Linked DNA regions of Mus musculus: all the other regions are linked to region 1. Evidence: chromatin loops called from intact Hi-C (ENCODE). Cell type or tissue: left cerebral cortex. All regions are shown on one strand. Each heading gives the region's core, and the rest is flanking DNA. Links, peaks and the distances in the headings are about the cores only. Region 1 overlaps Arnt2 (aryl hydrocarbon receptor nuclear translocator 2). Region 2 overlaps Arnt2 (aryl hydrocarbon receptor nuclear translocator 2). Region 3 holds the start of Mesd (mesoderm development LRP chaperone).

Evidence for each region. Peaks named below come from ENCODE experiments on the same cell type or tissue, not always from the same donor. Only the 100,000 strongest peaks of a DNase experiment are listed, where the experiment ranks them.
Region 2: it touches region 1 in a loop (5-fold over the local background); 21 of 42 quality-filtered maps call a loop at or near these places.
Region 3: it touches region 1 in a loop (2.8-fold over the local background); 2 of 42 quality-filtered maps call a loop at or near these places.

Annotation. Positions count from the first base shown.
Region 1 is chr7:84,269,746-84,276,314 of GRCm38, forward strand. It overlaps Arnt2 (aryl hydrocarbon receptor nuclear translocator 2), which reads right to left. Exons shown (of 19, transcript NM_007488.3): 12 at 5,590-5,741. Among named protein-coding and RNA genes, the nearest start is that of Gm26708, 40 kb to the left of the region's middle. In left cerebral cortex, for the core only: CTCF peaks have their summits at 2,916 (motif pointing left) and 4,375; DNase peaks (open chromatin) are centred at 2,873 and 4,440.
Region 2 is chr7:84,353,260-84,359,828 of GRCm38, forward strand. Arnt2 (aryl hydrocarbon receptor nuclear translocator 2) reads right to left here. Exons shown (of 19, transcript NM_007488.3): 3 at 1,261-1,308. Among named protein-coding and RNA genes, the nearest start is that of Gm30873, 20 kb to the left of the region's middle. In left cerebral cortex, for the core only: CTCF peaks have their summits at 1,181, 2,535 (motif pointing right), 3,137 (motif pointing left) and 4,675; DNase peaks (open chromatin) are centred at 2,540, 3,108, 3,538 and 5,359; H3K27ac peaks cover 1,468 bases.
Region 3 is chr7:83,890,768-83,897,336 of GRCm38, forward strand. It overlaps Mesd (mesoderm development LRP chaperone), which reads left to right and starts at 1,499. Exons shown (of 3, transcript NM_023403.4): 1 at 1,499-1,708; 2 at 4,763-4,995. The coding sequence starts at 1,523. In left cerebral cortex, for the core only: a CTCF peak has its summit at 3,770; no DNase peak of the experiment used is centred there; H3K4me3 peaks cover 859 bases; H3K27ac peaks cover 575 bases.

The DNA of each region.
Region 1 (6,569 bases), core at 528-5,527:
CAGGGTTGAGTCCAAGGTGCTTGGCTCCTCCTACTCTTCCAGGCTCCTCCTACTCTTCCAGGCTCCTCCTACTCTTCCAGGCTCCTCCTACTCTACCAGGATGTTCAGTTAGGGGTGGAGTGAGTGTGGGGAAACAAAACGTTGAGAGAGAAAACTGGTGCTTCAAGTTTTAAAGTAGGGAGACTGGATTGCTTTCAGGGAACAGTGAAGCCTGTAACTCACATTACAAAGAAGGTAGAGGGTAAGGTCTAGACACCCCAGTGAAGAGACTCTGTAGGAGGACCTGCTGAGCAGCTGCTTTGGAATCAAACCCAGAAGTCTATTCAGTGAACTATGTGGAGGCAAAGAAAACAGCCATGCCCAAGTCCTGTTCTGATGACTCAGAACAGGACAGATTCCTGCTCTGATGGGGCTGGGTCTCCAGGGAAGGGCAGATGAGCAGACTGAGGTTCCGGGGCGCAATGGACCTGACACTTTACTGTGGTGTAAGAGCACAGGAACAAAGGCAAGGATGGAATCAGAAGGGTGTGCTGTCCCACCAGGCAGTGTAAGCCTCTTATATAAGCAAACTGGAGCATTAATAATAATAACAATAATGATAATAATAATAATAATGATGATAATAGATTTAAAAAATTTAAAAAGAGGGTTAGCAGAGTTGGGAGAGTGCATGAATGATATGGGCTCAATTCCCAGCACCACATAAAAGCAGCCATGGTGGCCCGTGCTTGTAATCCCAGCACCAGAGTTGTGGAGGCAAAAGATTCAGTAGTTCAAGGTTATATTCATATTCAAGGCCAGCCTGGGCAGCATGAGACCCTTTCTTAATTTTTTTTCTTAAAGAATCAATATAATCATTACTGTCAAAGAAGAACCGCTGTCCTTCCTTGTTTGTACTCCATTATCTGCTGTTTCCTGTTCCCTGCATCTTAGGGAGGCATGACGGCTCACTGGCAGGCTGCTCATATCCGAATGGAAGACTGATCACCAGTACTTGGCCAGCATTTTACATCTTTACAATATATGGCTATCAATTATCAGATAAAGGAGATGAGGCTCAGCAAGTTTAAGTGGTGTTCCTAGCTAGAATGCAAATATAACGGATTCAAATATAACTCTGCAGGGCTGTGGAGCCTGACCTCTTTCCTCTGCCCAGAATAAACACCCTCCATGTCCCAGAGGCTCCTGGAGACTCTGGACTCATGGCATTGACGTGATCATGTTCAGAGAAATCTCTTTGGCCTTGTAAGTTGATTCAATAGTGGCTGGAAGAAAGTGACCATCACCTGAGAGGTCACCAAAATGTTGGGGGTTGGTCTGGTGCTGCTATGCATTCAAGTGCTAAATTCCATACGCCAGTAAATTCTGTTGCCCCAAGATGAATTAATTTTTTATGTACATCAGCTTTTGTCTCGAAAGTCTTGCACCCAAATTATCTCTGATTGGTTAATCAAAGTTGCTGACAGCCTGTAGCTGGGTAGAAGAGAGGTAGGCAGGACAAAGGTTCCTGAGCTTGGGGCGGGGGGGGGGGGGGTCTCAGGTAGGGACTATAAGGGAGACCAAGGAGAGGAGGAAGAAGGAAGTCTTACCATGGGCTAATATGGACCATGAGCATGTGGCTATGAGGGCTAGCCCGATGAAGCAAGAACAGTGCAAATGAAGCATATGGCAAGCAATATATTGGGATTCAAGGCATGAACAGACAAAATAGCTTAGAGGGTTGATATCTGCCCAGCTCCGGTGCTTTAAGGCTTATTATCATTCTAAAGGTCTCTGTGTTCTTTATTTGGGTAATAGCTGGTTAAAAAGTAACTGTTGGTGTATTAATTTCAAGCATTAGTTATTAACTGTTTAAGTCACATTACACCAGGACCTCCACCGGGGCAGAGGGGGAAGCGTGCTAGAGTTCTGGGCATAACCTTCAGTTCTGGTTCTCCTCTGAGGGGCAGGAAAAGAAAGGACTAAGAGGCTCCCTGGGTTTGGAGCCCGTCATTGGAGGGGTCTCGTCTCATCTTGACTGGAAGTTGCTGCCTGGCTCTCAAAAAGACAGAACAGAATGGTTTCTTTGTGTCCAGCCCTCACTGAAGGCTGCTGCCTCCTGGCTGTACAACCTTCTGCCTCCTTTTGCATCCACCCCTTCTCTTCACTTTCCACCTACTATCAAGCAGGTAACTCCTACTAACGACCATGGGGTATATGTGATCATTGACCAGTTGGGCTTTAAGAATCCATGTTTGTACTCACACATATGTGTATGCATGTACACGTGCATACATGTATGCACACATACACCTACCATCACAGGGACACATGCATCTTTAGCCCTCCATGCACATACATATGAGTGCACACATGTAGCTATGGCTGTATGCACACATCAGGAGCTTGTGTCATGAGAACCCGAGACAACCTCAGACTAGTGCTATTTTAATAGCAGAGGCTTGGCCTAAGGATAATTGCATGTCACTCTCCAGAAGAGAGATGGGAAGTGAATGTCCAGGAGCTAGGATGGGCGAATGTGGAAAGACGGACATGACTGGTTTCTCAGAGTATCAAATCCCAAACACCAAGACCTGACCTCCTCAGTGAAGTGCACCCTGTGTGTTGCATCAGTCTGTTTTTCTGGGCTTCCATCTGTGTGGAAGGAACAGGAAGAAGTCAGAGGTGACAAAGAGCCTTTTCAGCAGTTTAGCACAAATGCTAAACACCCAATGCTTGCTTAACTCCTTCAGGAAGTTGCTTTTGGATGCTCTTAGCTGAAGGCTACCGAGCAAGCAACTCCTCACTCCTCCCCCCAAGCACAGGGCATGGGAGGAGCTTTCCTAACTAGCTGGCCTACTGCTGGCCTAGCTGACAAAACTCAAGAATGCTCTTGTCTGCTCACATGCTTGGTCAGCACCGCCCTCTACCGTCCAGAGCAAGCTTTTCATCCTTGCCACTGAACACCTGGTTTAGAAAACTGACATGTGTTGCTACTGCCGCTGCTGCAGGTGCCCCAGGGGCTTTCTGATTCACACAACTTCCAGGAGATGCTGAGAACGACTGACCTGAGACAGCAGAATAGCCCACCTCTGAACAAAATGCTTTTCTGTCTCATCACTGTCTGGCTTTCAGAAAGCCAACCCAGTCAGCCTGGCTGGCTTGCAGAGGAGGGTGACTTTGCTTCTATGCCTCCCCCTTGTCAGGGCTGCCTCCTGGGGGTGTTCCCTAGGCTCTGGGGGGGGGGTCCTGTCTTGTCTTCTTCTTCCTCTGTATCTGTCCACTGTCACCTGCCTACTTCTACCCATGCTTTCATGGTTTTGAAGCTCAAGCCTTGGGCTTCTGGGACTGGGTCCCCTCTTAAAGCAAGAACAGTAATGCAAGCATCTTGCCTGGCCTAGGCCATGTCCAGTCATGGTGGACAGGGGACATCAGCTTCATTAGCTGTGACCAGACATGTGACTCTGATGGCAGAAGGTAAATGAAGACTGGAAAAGAACAACGGTGAAAGATTTAAAAGCCCCCAACCATCCGCAACAAGGCTCCTCAGTCAGCTCTGCCCATCCAAATCTACAAAGCTGCTGGGTGCCCAGCCAGGGCACTGTTACTGTAGATAGGGTGGCTTGGACGTGCTATAGAAGTAGTTCATCAATAGGGAGGAGTTAGTGACAGGGAGATTTAGGAAGGTTGACAGTGAAGCTTAAGTTACACCCTCAAGAACAGCCTCACTCACAGGAATCCAGCGGCCTCAGAGCCCTTGCTGAGCACAGGCCTGTGTACACAACCACATACTGAGAAGGAACAAAGAGGGATAGGGGCAGAGAAGGAGGCAGGATCCAGAGAGGAAGTAGTTTTCCCTAGGATCCAAAGGGGGAAGATTCCAGAATAGTGTCCAGGACTCTGAATAGTTGGCTTGTTTTTCTATTTCCGTGACTTCTTGGCTAGGCAGCCTGAATTGGCAGGTGTGAGGCCATATTGGGAGAGATAAGCCTAGGGGTAGAGATCTGGTTTGCACAGGTGCTAAGAAGGTTAGGCTAGCTAGCATTGTCTTCTTCTGGCAAGAGCCTGGCACCTGAGAAGCCTGCTCAGCACCCTCTATACCTTGAACACAGCAGCAGCCAGGGCCTACCTAGCCCCGTGCATCTGGCTCTACTCTCATTTCCCAATCTTCCTTATTTTCATCAGACCTAGCATCAGATATGGGTGTGTCACTCATGGGCATGTCTTTGGTCCCTGGGTAAAGAGCACCCCTCCTCCACATTGTGGGACTGACAAGGAAAAATGGAACACCCTCAATTTGAGTGAAACCTCTGGATGAGACAGGATCATCTTTTTGCCCATCTGGATCTGTGGCTTCTCCTATTTATTTGGCTCCATTTACAGTTTGACCAGCAGATGGGGTAGAAGACGAATCCAGTTGTACCAAGTACACAGAGGGGGAAGATGTTTAGAAGGAGAGCTAGCCCAGAAGGGCTGATGGAGAAGCATCAGGGAGCAAGAGATTATGCGTCCCAGATGGCGTGCTCAAAGCTGTTGGACTAGTGCAAAAGCCAGGCTTCAAGGGACCGGGACAAGCTGAATGGGAGCAGCGGCTCAGCGAGGCCAGGTTGGAAGGGAGGCTCTGACAGAGGGACGTGGCAGGTTCTTAGAAGGATCCCCTGGTGTCAAGAGATGGGGAAAAGAAGGCCATGGGTTTCAGGACCAGCCTTGACTGGACCAGAGGAATGGAGATTGGGAATTCCAGTGACCATAAACAGCAGACACAAGGGCAGTCTTTAGTATGCCTGTCTCATTCCACACTCTGTCACCCCAGGCATAGCTTTTACGTGCTTTAACTCACTGGAACACCTGTGTGCCCACATGTTTGCATGTGTTGGTTCTTTGCAGGGTACGAATATCCCTTAGCTCACACCAGGGTTACACATGATACAATACCATAAGTGTGTGATATTGTAAATCACAAAGGCACCACTGCCCCCAATCCACGGCATCAGGCTTAGCAACTCACAGAATGATAGCTGTTTCCTCATGTGGATGTGTGGCTGAGTGGAGCTGCCTCTCTCTGACACAGCTTAGCATCCCATGAAGTGACGGGTAAGAGAGGAAGTGACTTACACAATACCACAAACTGGTATGGCCAAAACGAGAGCTCAGATTTACCTGTCAGCTCCCTGGATATGAAAGGTACACAAAAGGCAGGGGTCCCGGGCTGGGAGCAGGGAGGGATGCTTCCAAGCTTAGGTGCTGCTGCTACAACATGCTGCTTGACCTTGGCCTGAGCTTCATGAAGCCCACTCCACTTCCACTCACTAGCTTCAGCAGGACAGGAGACCAGGCACAGTGTTTACCACAATAGGATGTAGAAGCAGATACTTCTCTGCTTGGCTTAATGTCAAGAAGAAAAGAATGGAATGGAGGCTGTGGTAACCTGATCTGAACATGGAAGGGATGCACACCACAGTAAAGGAAACCCAGAGTCTCCCATTTTCTTGCCCCTTCACCCCATAGGGGTTTTGGGTTGCAGCTAGATCCTATGGGGAGAAAGGAGCCTCAAGCAAACCAGCTCACTCATATGTGAATAATCAGCAGAAGAGAGGGCTGTGCACGTACTTGACATTGGTGTTGGTGCAGATGACGTACTCGATCTCATCAGAGTAGGGGTTCTGGAAGGTGAAGCTGCTGGTACGGATCAACAGCCACTCCCGGTTCTTGGTGCGGAACCGATACATGACCGACAGCACTTGGCCCTTCAGCTTAACCACCTGCAAAAACATTTAGACAAGGGAGTCAGAAGGAGGAGGAAGAGAGAGCAGCCAGACAGTGTGGCCGGCTGCTGAACAGGTCAGCAAGACCACAGAATGGGGTGCTGCTGCAGCCAACGGCAGTAAGGGGGAGGGGCATGAGAGTAAGAGTGACAGGTAGCAGCTAGGCTCATACTTTCATCTGCTTCTGCTCTGGGGTCACTCTGTCATGCCATGTGAGACCAGTAATAGTCAGTGTTTCTAATTTAGTGGCTACAAATCAGATGGTGGGCACCCATACGCAAACAGTGCCTGGCACAGAGCAGTACCAACAACATAAGAGTTGCCTTCCTTCCTTCCTTCCTTCCTTCCTTCCTTCCTTCCTTCCTTCCTTCCTTCTTTTCCCCTTGGGCATTAGGATGATCCGGGGCTAAGTGCAAGGTGCACAGCTATAATGCATCATAAACTTATTTCTTAGATGGACTTAATTCACATAAAAATTTTAACCTCTGTTTGACATTGTAAAGTGGATTCAATAAACTCTCAGGAAGGAGGTGAAATAAAAGGGTAAGTCTGTATGCATTATTTATTTGAATGTATCGATCTGCCACTACTTTCATGTTCCAGTGTGGCTCCCAGCGTACTTTCATGGACACCTGGAAAGGTGGCTTCACTATTTACTGATGACATTACCAGGATGCAAAGATTAATTAAGTTCTTTAAGATCCTACAGCTCTAGTGAGTAGCAAAGAGGGACAAGAACTGTGATTTTATGTCCAAATTACAAGCTTATCTCTCTGGGGATAGCTTTTTTTTTCTCTGTTCACTTACACAAAAGTACGTAAAGAG
Region 2 (6,569 bases), core at 944-5,943, 84 kb after region 1:
GTCATATCTGCATAGGAAGAGATAATTGTTGATAATCAATTGTTGGTGAAGCTCACATCTTGTTTTGATAGGAATTCCAAGGTCATTAATGTATTAAAATGTGTTCTTACCACATCTCTCATTCTTCAGATGAGGATGAAGCTGGGAAATGGATGAGCCTGGTCTCAGGGGGTAAAAGTTTATGGGATGAGGAAATATTTACTATGGACTTGAAGGCTGGAAATCCTTGGGCAGGACAAGACATTCATTCCTCCCGCATTTGTAGAGAACTCTGCTTAATTCACAGCTATCATTTTGGTTACGGTTACAAAGAACCAAAAGGACCTTCATGCAGAAAAGTAGACAGCCAGCCTAATGTGCTGTGGGGACATCACACTTCTCAAAATTGCTTCAAACATCCAAGACTGTCAGTCCAAATGGAGTATGAATGCAGTAGGCAAGCAGCTATCACCGGAAGCAAGTTTCTAAGGTTAACAATAACCAAGAAAGAGTTCTCAGGAATGAGGGCATCAAGGCAAGCCCTGCTGTAAGAAGGTGGTACAGATGAAAAGTATGGTAAGAATGGAGGAATGATACCTTCCTTCAGCACACATCCATGTGTCCCAAAATGCCCCAACAGAACAAACTGGAAGAATCAGAAGTCATGGTTCTATCTTATACCACCAGCACTGTTGACCCAGGAGCCTTCCTTAAAGGTCGGCTACACCCAGAGCAGTGCCATAGAGCCAGCCAAAGATGCTGTTAATAGCTTGATTGTCAGGATCTTGACACCAACCCAGACAGGCTCCATATTTCCTGTATTTCTCCTTATTTTCCATAGTTAAAAAAACAAACAAACAGGATTCATGTTGATAATTCTCTCTATACTTGAACCCTAAGATTTTTTTTTAAAGGGAGACCATTAAAGTTAGTAGTTACTGTTTAACTTAAAAGCAAACAGGATTAAGAACTCACATTTGCTATGGGTTATTTTGAGACAAAATCTTGCTCTATGCCTTAGGTTTATCTTGAATTTGCCATCTTTCTGCCTCATACTCGCAAGTGCTGAGATTTCAAGCATGTACCACAAGGCTAGGCTTGGGACACTTCAGGATTACTAAGTTGCTTGCCACCAAGCCAAATACTTGCATTAAATGAGACGTACACAAGAGGGCCAGAGATCAGGCAATGGCTTGCTCAGTGACAAAAGGCACTAAGTGCCTGTTCATGACAGTCATGTGACTGCTGGCTACTGGCTTAAGAAAGGTAAAATAAACTCACCTTGAGAATTTACTGGGACCTTCACCATCTTCGTCATCGAAGTCCATTCTGGAAAGTCAAAGGCACAGGTAAGAACTAGTTATAACTCTCAGAGGACTCTAATTGGTTACATGAGCTGTGAACGCAGGGGAGTCTTCACCCCATCACATCGCTATGCAATGCTTCCAATTTTCACCCCATCACATCGCTGCTCAATGCTTCCGACCTTTGGCCATGCTAAACAGTATCCGCAGAGTCTCAAGAGAAAAAAATTACAAACAAAAGGTCTCCAGTACACTCACTATTAGTTCTCTGGTCAGAAATAGGAATACTCAAGTGTCAACTTGTCCCCCTTTGACGCTTCTCAGGTCACCAATGGATGACTCAGGCCATGTTGTGTGAAGGCATCAATGTTTCTTGTCTGCCATCATCCCTGGAGTATGTGGGTCCATCCACATCATGTATTCTATACCAGCACTTAATTTCTTACTTTTATGGTATATTGCTCAAGGGATTTGGAAGACAGTAAGTTCAAAGGGCGATGACATAATATCAGGGGACAGTGAAGCTGTCTGAGAATACTGCTTGTGACTTGGTGAGTCTCTACCAACCTCAGGGCAAAGGTCCTTCAAGAAAACCAGCCTGTTACACCCAGGATCAAACAGGCTGTTGAGGAGGAAATGGGCCTTTGATACCAAAATCACTGAAGCTGGTTGTCTGCTCGTTGAAGCTCACAGAATTACTCTTGAGATTCTTCTCTGCTGGGCCTCCCCTTGTTAATATCAATGTTTTGGTGAATTCTTACTGAACTAACACTCCAAATGATCCTTCTTAAAGGCCCAAGTGCTTCTGATGTCAGCACACACAGGTTGGAAGATGTTAGGGCAGAGGGGAACATAACCATGATCAAGTGCACCCAGAGTTTCTGCGGTAGGAAATGAGCAGTCAGCATGGCTCTTGAGTGTGGCATCCATCTGCAGACCCTATATCACCCTGCTTGTTTTTAGTAGGCCTGAAGGATTTGGTGAGATATAGTCTCATGATCCAAGCAGGAGAGAGGCTGGCTGCCTGACTGGAGGTCTGAGGAATTCCATGTTTTAGCAGTTTATTATGAGAATGGAGAATACCCAGTGAGATTCGGCTCAAACAATAAACAAGCAGAGAATGAAGTATGTGCCAGAAGACCACAGTTACAGAGGCCACACCTTCTGGTCCCTCATAGGGAGGGTGAACTTCATTTCCTAGTCTTTGAGGGATTGAATAAGTGACCCAGGAAATGCATGGGGCACCCAGGCCACCAGGAGGCAGTCATGTTACACATAAAGAGCATACTTGTCCACATACCTCAAGATGAGCCCCAGTGAGATGTGTGGCTAAGCAAGAACTCGAGGGACCTAGGAACTAGGATCAGATACGGCAAAATGAAGGGAATGAGGACAGCTTTTGCATGTCTTTGCTCTGGATTATATGCAGTGCAGCCTGAGTTGACATGTCCAGAATTCCCTGACGGGATCCCTCATCCACTTAGATCCTTGGTCCTCAAAACCCAACTGTCCTCACAACAAAAATGGCAGTTGTGATGAAAGAAATTCCTCTGTACAAAGAGGAACGGAGATGGACAGGATGAAGGGAAAAGACAGAAGACCACATGCATGTCACCCGCGAGATGACCATGTATCGCTCTCCACAGCATGGCTTTGGAAGTTCAGCCCTGGGCCAGAGCTGTCTACAGGACAAATGGAGCTGAATGTGGGAATTCTAAATAAAGAAAGCTCATTAATATCCTGTATAATTACTAAGCTATCATCTCACCTTCCTGGAAATTGCCTGTGGAAAATAACCACCAAAAATGTTTAACTGAGGTCAGTTGCATTTTTGCAGAGCCACACTGCCACCTAGTGCTTGTAAAGGGAAAGATCACCTTTTCTGCCTTCATAAACTACCTACGTTTTCAAAATTCCAAATGATTTGTGCCTGGATTCATCAAAACCGTAAATAGGTGTAATATACACAGTTATTTTTAAAATCCCATTCAGTTCAATTTGATATCACAGCTTCTGTAACATTGAGAGAGAGAGAGAGAGAGAGAGAGAGAGAGAGAGAGAGAGAGAGAGCAGAGCACGCTCGAGAAAGAGCAAGCTCTTCCACTCTTGCGTTTGCCTGTGGAGATAGAGGACATGTGAGAGATTAGGCTTTCTCCTTCTATCTGTGGATATGGTTATGTAACTTAGGTCATTAGGCATGGCAGCAAGTGCCCATACCACTGAGCCATCTCAAGGGCCTTTGATAGGATTATAATAAATAAGCAAACTCCTACAAAACATAACTGACTAGTTGGCCCTCAATCCAGGCCTAAAGATCAATGAGATGCTTGGAGTGACCAAGGGCAGGTCTTCTTGGACTCCAGGACTTTGGTGCTGAAACAGTCACAAGCAAGTCAGGATAGTTTGTCATCCTCATTTTGACAGAGTTTTCTTTACTCAATACCCTACAGAATAGATATAGGAAGAACTGAGTGGTGTAGTAAAGGGTTCCAGCCCTGCTAGGCAAGCTTCGGATCAGGCCAGCATCAGGTGAAAGAAAAGGGTGGTCTAGATCCTGAGTCTACTGGAGTTCATTGGAAACCTGGAGTCATGACTTGTATATGAAAAATTAAAGACCAAGAAACTATGGCTCCTACCTGAGAACGTGTGCAATCATACTGTGTAACATGGAGAGAAGCTATACCCAACACCTATAAGTGTGTATACAATCATACACATGTAGAATGGAGAGAAACAGTACCTTCCCACCCACGAGTATGTATGCAATCACATACATACAGCATAGAGAGAAACTACCCCTGCCACTTGTGTGAGCGTCAACTCACACTTAGACAGCAATCCTGTTAATAGTTTGAAAGGCAAATAAAGTGGGTCCAGTCTAGGAGATAAATCAGAAGCCCCATATGAGTATTTAGAGCCACTCAGTTTCACTAGTCCCTCAGCAATGCCACACACACACACACAGACCGCTAAAAAAAAACACACACACACATGAAAAAAAAAACTTCAAAACACTTGCCCTGGTGTTACGTTCAGGTCCCTGCCACCATGTCCAATGTTAAATATGACTACAATAAGCTGAGCTTATTACTTCTGGGATGAGAAGCATAGTAAATCATCCTTTGTTTTTTATGTTTCTCTCTTATTATGAAACATCTGGATAATAAAATAAATCAAAATGTGACTTTAAGCCCTATTGTATTCTCTCTAAAAATCAAAAACAAAAACAAAACGAACCTCAGCACGGTGAACGAGTGAGTCTCCAGACAGTGAGCTGAAAACATAGTTGACCCTACTTCCTGTTGGGCGGTCTGAACAAGAAGCTCGGACAGGCATTTCGCAGCATAATTTAAGTGAGAAAGAAGTGAGGAGTCTCCCTAGCGGTGCTGTTTAAGAATAACAGTGCAGCATCACATAAGAGTTTGCACAGAGCATTCGCTTCTCAAGCAAAGAGAAAGGTCATTCTAGTACAGTTGCCCAGCACTGGCTACGCAGGAGCAGTCCTGATCCTGGCCACAGGTCCCCAGAACAGAGCAGTGGCAACATGTCTGAAAATATTCCCACTCCAGGAAGACCCACTTACAGAGTCATCCCTGCCCTTCCTCTCTTTCTTTCCCTCACACCTCTTTATTTCTCTTGTTCTTTAATTTCTAAAACAGGGTCACACTATTTAGCCCAGGCTGGTCTTGAACTCCAGAGTCTCCTGACTCTGTCTACCAAGGGCTGGGATTTTCCCTTAGTGATAGTGGTTTAGAAGCTCAGCCCTGGATACAAGGCAGTGGCAGGAACTGATACATTCCTGCCCATCGCTGTATGCAGCCTCCACCCTCCACTCTGATGGCTAGCTTCATCGTCTCCCTTAACTCATGGCCACTTCCTCAGTGAGGTTAAAAGCTGCTTTTGCCCCTTTGCTGGGTGGGAGTCTCCCTCTCTTGCTGAGCTTAGGGAGGTCACAACAAGAATGTATGTCAGGTGACTTGCTTCAGCTCATTTCTCCCACACATGTGGAGCTACTTTGCAAAGAATCTAAAACTTCTGAACCTTCACCCTGTGTCCAGGCAGCCAGGAGGAGAGCAGCACCCTGCTGAGAGGCTCACTGTGAAGTCCTGACAGTGAAGTGGGAAGAAAGCCCAGCCAGGAAGGACTCACAGCACTAGGTCCGGCACATGTCCAGAAGGATCCAAAGTCCTCAAGAGGTCAGTGTGGCCAGTTCTATGAGGCTGTGAAGCACTGGAGAGGAATGGGTGACTGTCTGAGCCCTTGGAACACTTCACTAGCAGGTGAGAGAGGGAGACCTGGAAAGGAACGGGCCAGGGCACGCCAGTGCTGGCTTTTCTCCCTCATACTCTATCTTCTTCCACATCCCTCTGAGTCTCTTCAAGCATGCCTCACAATCTTAACAGAAGGAACAGTTGGAGACACCATGCTGGTGACAGTGACAGCAAACAACAGTCAATGCCAGCCATAGTACAAGGCCCTGATGGAGCTATCAGCCTTTTGATGCCAATACTGGGATTTCATGAGAAGATATAAAAACAAAAAACAAAACAAACAAACAAACAGAAACAAAAAAAAAAAACCCTGCCAGATGTAAGAAAGCACCAAGACTTACTATGGAAACAGGTCTGCAAAAGAAGTGGTTCCCTTCTTAGACCCTGGATGAATCTTTTTAAGTCATGGTGTCTGATTCCCACCATCTGACAGTAGGACAGGGCAAGCAGCATAAGACTCCAAGAAAGATAACAAAGGCTTCCTGCTGAAGGTCCAATTCATTGGCCTGCCTCCAGAGAGCCTCAGTCCCACCTTCAGGGTGTTGGAGGCCACTGCACACCTACCTTCATGTCTGTTTCCTTCTTGATAGCTTGTTTCCTCTTCTTCAGCTGTATGTGGATCTGAACCCAAGCCTAAGTGCCAGCCTGCCCAGGGTCTACGTTAGCTTCTAGTGCCAAGGAGGGCATGGTATGGTCTGTCTCCATCTGTTTGCCTCTGTCTGTGTCTGTTCTCTCTCTGTATGTGTGTTGGTTTGAATGAGATGCCATGTTCCCCACAGTCTCGTACATTTGAATACTTGGTCTCCAGTTGGTAGCCTTTTTTGAGTAGACTTAGGAGGTATGGCCATGTGTCACTGGAGCAGCTTTGAGGTTTCAAGGGACACTCTATGCTTTTGTTTGTGGTTTAAGATGTGAGCTCTCTGCTGCGCTCCTTACAATGTCTGCCTGCTGCCATGTTTTCTCACTGTGGAGGTGATGGCTCCTTACCCCTCAAACAGACCCCTCATTCTCTATG
Region 3 (6,569 bases), core at 1,570-6,569, 380 kb before region 1:
TGAAACACTCAAGAACCCAAGGCCAGGCGTGGTGGCGCACGCCTTTAATCACAGCACTCAGGAGGCAGAGGCAGGCAGATTTCTGAGTTTGAGGCCAGCCTGGTCTACAAAGTGAGTTCCAGGACAGCCAGGGCTATAAAGAGAAACCCTGTCTCGCAAAAACCAAAAAAAAAAAAAAAAAAAAAAAAAAAAGAACCCAAGTATGCTTAGTAATTAACACAGTATGCTGATATAAACATTGAAAACCCATTCTTGAGATACATTTGTAAATATAGAAATAAATTGTATGCATTATGTGGCACTTTGGGGTCAGTACTTAAGGTATAGTTTTTGAATATTTTCCAACTACACCAAGGTTTCATGTCTTATGATATAATTTGAAATTTTAAAGAAATCAGATCTGCCACTTAAAGCTTAGGAAACTTTAAAGTATCTCTGACCCCAAGTATTTTAATTTTGAAGATCTTAGTGGTCAAAATCTTGTAAAATAGAAAATAAAATTAGGGTGGTTTTGTCCTATAGGTTAAAGCCACAGTGGTAGATGAAAATCAGAAGAGACAGGAACTATTTTAAACAATAAAAATGGTTATCAATTAAATGGGTTTTTTTTTCCAGTTTAATTGACAGTGATATTGAAAGAATGGTGGGTCGAAAATCATCCGTGGAGCAGAATAACAATAGACCCTATAATTACAGTCTTCGAGAAAAGTTGCCCTAGCTGTCCTTAGCTTTTCAGCAGGCGGTTTGTTCTTGCTAGAAATTACTAGGGAGCGTAGTTGAATGTCAACACCCTGAAAAGGGCCTCAGGGTCAAGGTAGTTTGCATATCTTCCAACTCATTCATTTCATAGGCTTCGAGGACTCTGTCACTGAAACCCTGAGGGAACTTTCAGACCCTGGCTAGAGAATGAGAGACAAAAGGGCTGACTTCTAACAAAACCCCCAAATAGTGGAGAAAGCACAGTTGGGCAGGACCCAGCTAGAGTAGATTGTTTGGCCAGGCCAAGGGGCGGAGCTCGCGGGGCGGAGCCTGGCAAGGGGAGGAACCAGGAGGAAGAACCCTTGGTCCCCAGCCAGGTGAGCTCCCAGAGCTATGGGGCGGAGTCTGGTGAGGAGGCGGTACCCTAGGGGCGGAGTCAGGAGACCGTGGCTGAGGGGTGGAGTCAAGTGGTGAAAGGCTCGATGACGGGGAGGAGCCTGAGGTTGGGAGCCCCAAGGGAATGCAGTTGTGGGCGGAGCCAAGGGGGTCGGAGCTACCGGATGAGGTCCGGACAGGAGGAACCAGAACGAGGCGGGGTGCGGTAGGCTACGGACTCCTCGGAGGCGGAGCCATTGGGACTTGAGTCCGCGAGGGTGGGACGGGGTCAAGTACTGGGTTTAGTTCTGCGCAGAACACGCTTAGGGACTGGATTGGAAGGCCGGGGGCGGGGTGGGGGCGAGGCCCCGGCGTCCGGACTCCGCACGCTGTCTGCGCAGGCTCATTGTGCCTTACGCTGGGCAGTCCGTTACGCTAGGCTGCTAACATGGCTGCCTCCAGGTGGCTGCGCGCGGTTCTACTGTTTCTGTGTGCCTCGGACCTTCTGTTGCTCCCTCCTCCTAATGCCTACGCGGCGGACACTCCGGGCGAGGCCACCCCACCTCCACGGAAAAAGAAGGACATCCGCGATTACAACGATGCCGACATGGCGCGACTTCTGGAGCAGTGGGAGGTCTGTGTCGCCTGCACACTTCTGAGCATCTCCCATACAGATCCCTTTTCTCCTAACCCTTACCCTCTCGGACATTTGACCTTCTGACTTTTGTCCCCTGATCCCGCTCGCTGCCCTCTGAGGGTCTTTCTTGAAATGTCTCCCAGTACCCGTTGACTCCCGCGTCTCTCTTCATTCCACCACGGCTCAGGCCTCTCGCCCAGTGTCTTTCGCTATCATGGCTCCTCAGCCACTCCAGTCAGCACTTGGACTCTCACCAGTCAAGCCCTACTTTCCTTGCTATGTCGCAGGGGTCTCTACATTGATCTTGGTGGTTTGTGAGCCGCGAACAGGGAGCGAGCGCTCCTGAAGAGCATTCCCTCCTTCCTCCTCCTGTTCTGGAGTGAATGGGTTCTAAAGGTGGTCTCTCAACTTTTTTTTAGCTTTGATAGAGATCTTTCCAAATATAGAGGGTTTCCGACTTCTTTTGGTGTATATTCCTGCTGGGGCTTTTGTAATTTCTTGGGTGGGTTTATTTTACTGGTAAAGGGAACTAAGGCATATCTCATATGCAACTCAGGTTTTTCATTGATGGGAGTAGTGGACTTGTTTTGTGAGAGGCCGAATTCTGGTCTGTTACTTGATTGCATTTGGGGTATGCAAAAGGTTCTAAGGAGGGATTCCTGATCAAAAGTACACTGCAGCCCTTGATTGTACTGTCGTATTTGATTGGCACAGCTGATGGAAAGGAATCACACACATAGCTATATTCACTGTGTAAGGTTCTCTGCCAGAGAACTTTTCAGAGTTTGTTTCCAATGCTGATTTTTTTTTTAACTTGTGGCTAACTATATTGTTGGAAGGAGGTAAGACTTTTGGGCATACATTTAAAATATCCACCTGTTGGATTTGACTTAAAAAGGGGGGACTCCTGTTGTTGTTCTCTGTACCCAACAGAAGAATTGGAGTAGTGGGGCCATGGTAGTGCAAGGTTGTAATTCCAGCACTTAAGAGACTAGTGGAGGAGGCTAGCCTTAGTTAAACCTGGGCTACATAGTAAATTTCAAACTGGTTTGGGCTCCACTGTGAGATTCTGGAAAGAAAATTTGGAGTAGATTTGAGTGGGTATGACTCCTTTCAATTTCCAACTGTCCTTTTTGGACTCTAGTAAATAATGCCTTTTAACCTGCTAAAGTGAACCTTGCCTTGTGAGAGGCCTAGCCATGGACAGTGCTCAGACCCCGAGGAAGAGGAGGTCACAGAGATGAGCAAGACATCTGTCAGAACAAGGGGGTAGGAAATAACCCTCGTAAACAGAAACAGAAATGGTTGGATCTTATAAAGAGGAAGTGTTGTGTGGGAATGTCAGAGGGCAACAGGGAGCAGGTTTGATTTTAGACAGGACAGGAGAGTATTCTAGTCTATTAGAGAGATGTGTACTGAGCTGAACAGCAGAGACCAACAGAATAACATTCCCTGCATTTAATACAAACACACTTGTGAATGTGGTCTAGTAGAGATCTCTGTGCCTATATATGTACCTCAGCATGCATATGAAGGTCCAAGAACAAGTTGGATGTAGTTGGTCATTTCTTTCCTTCTACCATGTGGGCCCTGGGGATTAAACTCAGGTCATCATATCTGCCAAGGCAAGCGCCTTGCCCACCAAGCCAACTTACCATCCCCTTTGGGGATTATTTATTTCTGTCTGTTGTGTACGTTCTTCCATTTATTAGTTATTCCATTTATTAACTATTTATTGATATTCTACTGATATTCTTTTTCTTTCTTTATGTTAATATGGACTTAGAGAATTATAAATCCTCACTACTATTTTGATGTTCATATTATTCCAGATTTGGCCCTAGAACTGCTTCAGGTTGTTGTCCATGGCATTCTGACTTGTTATATGAGTGATTCTTGCTGAGGCAAAAAAGATATTTAAGGCTTCACTTTTTGTTTTCCATAGGGTGACTAGTCTTTTCTTCAAGAAACCTCTGTCTTAATATTTTTATCTACCCACTCATCCAGGTACCTCTCAAATCAATGTGCCTGCATTTCCAGCCTGTACCCACAGGGTGCTCTCTTCCTGCTTCCATGTGGCATTTTTCCCCAAGTGAGGAATCTGCTATAGTCATCCTTCGCATGTGTACACTTTTGCTCCTTCCTAAAATTCACAGGTGTTTTCAGGATTGCTAGGACACACCACTACATAGAAGAAGTATGGGGGTTGAACATTTGCATGCAGTGAATTGTGGGTTTTAAGGATGCAACATGAGGAGTTTGTTTGTTTTGCTCTGCTGGAAGCAAGGACTCAGGACCCTGGGGTTGCTAGACATGACCTCTGTCTCTGATAACCTACACTTTATTGAAATACAGAACGGAGTGAGTCCTGGGATCACAGACCATCACACCGAAAGGTTCCTTTGTGTTCTTTCTCAGTCAGACCCATCTCATATCCTCCCAGAAGCAATCAGTGTTCTAATTCCTGTCCCCCCACATTATTTTTACTTGTTCTTGATACCTTAAATAAATGGGATTGTATAATATGTCTTTCTTTTATGCCTGGCACCTGTTATTTTAACAAAAGAAAATTGCCTTAGTGGTGTTGGCAATTTACCTCAAGGCCTCATCCTGAATGACATGTACTCTACCACTAAGCCATATCTCCAGGCGTGTTTGTAGGTAAGGTCTTGCTAAATTGCTTAAGTTGGCCTTGAATTCTCACTTTCTCCTTGAGATCACTGGGAGTCACTGAGAGTACAACCCTCAGCCGTTATACTTGTATTTGAGATCTGTTGTATGTGTATTTGATTTTCATTGCTAGGTAGCATCTATAACCACACCAGAATGTGGCTGTTTTTATAATCTAAATTGAGATTAAATTGGGAATAGGAACATTATGGAAACCTATGTGATGCAGGACCCCTAAGTATTGTCAAGGGGGATATCCTTGGACATTTTGTTTGTGTAGTAGTTTGGTGGTGTGCCCCTGCGTCTGACATCCTGGGCAGAACCTGTGCAAGTGCAGAGAGCGTCTCTGATGACAGGTTAATGCTCCCTCTCTCCTGACAGAAAGATGATGACATAGAAGAAGGAGACCTTCCAGAACACAAGAGACCCTCAGCACCTATCGACTTCTCAAAGCTAGACCCAGGCAAACCTGAGAGCATCTTGAAAATGACAAAGAAAGGGAAGACTCTGATGATGTTTGTCACCGTGTCTGGGAACCCCACCGAGAAGGAGACAGAGGAGATCACCAGCCTGTGGCAGGGTAGCCTGTTCAACGCCAACTATGACGTTCAGAGGTAAAGACCCCAAGCTATAGTAGGTCATTTTTGTGGGCATTTGGGGTTTATATTTGATTTTTCACTATAGCTCTGGCCATTTAGTCCAGATGGCCTCACTCCTCACACTTAAAAAGATCCTCTCACCTCTGCCTCTAGCACTGGGATTGCAGCTTTGGCCACATCACCTGGATGTGTGCTGGGGCTGAAGCAGGGTGTCTGTTTTGGCAGTCTTTCCAAGGACCTTGGGCCTTTCCTGTCTATGAATCCTTTTATTTAATTTTTTTTTCTTGAAACATTGGTTTACTTGTTTGTTTATTGGCCAAAATTAGTATGTTTGTTTTAATATCTTGTCTTGGAAATTTGGCTTGTCTTTTATCTCTTTAACCTTTGCTTCATCAGAATAAAAATGGCATTGCTTAGTCTCTTTGAAGAATGAATGAGTTCCAGTTCCATGGTTCATGGTGTAGCTGTGCTGACACATGTGGTTGTAACACGTGGTTAATAAAACGAATGTGAACAAGTCTGTGTTCAAAGGCCATATGATCTTAAAGTTTGAAATCTCAAAATATGAAAGGTTCTACTTTATATATTTTATACAGTATATTTTTTATCATATTCACCATCCTCTACCCCCTTCTAAATCTGTCCTTCCCACCCTCACCTCCCTACCCATCCAACTGAGTTTTGGTTTTTCGGGGTTTTTTTTTATAGCCTATTTTTTCTGTTTAACAATAGTTCCAAAAACCCAAGTCTTTAGTATCTTAATTGAGGAAGTAAGAAAGTGATAAGAAAGAACGGAAGGAGTTGCTAAGAATGCTCTCTGTAACTCCCATCAGATATCTTGGTGGTGACTGTTCTCTGATGGTCTGCTGCTTAGGAGCACAGCATCATGCCTTGTGGGCACGCTTTTATGTGTCACCCAGACCCATGCCATTGCTTTCTTCTTCCTGGGCACTAATGTATGGGGATACACTGAGTGCTTGTTGCTGACCTTGGAGGTTAGGATTTCTGTCTGCTTCCCTTGGATCTTTGTGGGCCCTTGAGGAGGAGTCTTGTAGGACCTGTTCCATGCAGTGGCTTTTAGCCTTCTCATCAAAGCCAGTTTGAGACTTCAGAACATAAAACGTGGCTTGGCACAGTGAGTGGCATATACCTGTAAACTCAGCACTTGGGAGATGAAGGCAGGAGGATCTGAAGTTCAAGGTCATCCCCTTAGGAAGTCATACTGGGCTATGTGAGAACACTTAGCAGGAAACAAACAAAAACCATGTCTTAGTCAGGGCTTCTATTCCTGGACGAAACATCATGACCAAGAAGCAAATTGGGGAGGAAAGGGTTTATTCAGCTTACACTTCCATACTGCTGTTCATCACCAAGGAAGTCAGGACTGGAACTCAAGCAGGTCAGGAAGCAGGAGCTGATGCAGAGGCCATGGAGGGATGTTCCATACTGGCTTGCTTCCCCTGGCTTGCTCAGCCTGCTCTCTTATAGAACCCAAGACTACCAGCCCAGAGATGGTCCCACCCACAAGGGGACCTCCCCCCTTGATCACTAATTGAGGAAATGCCTTACAGCTGGATCTCATGGAGGCA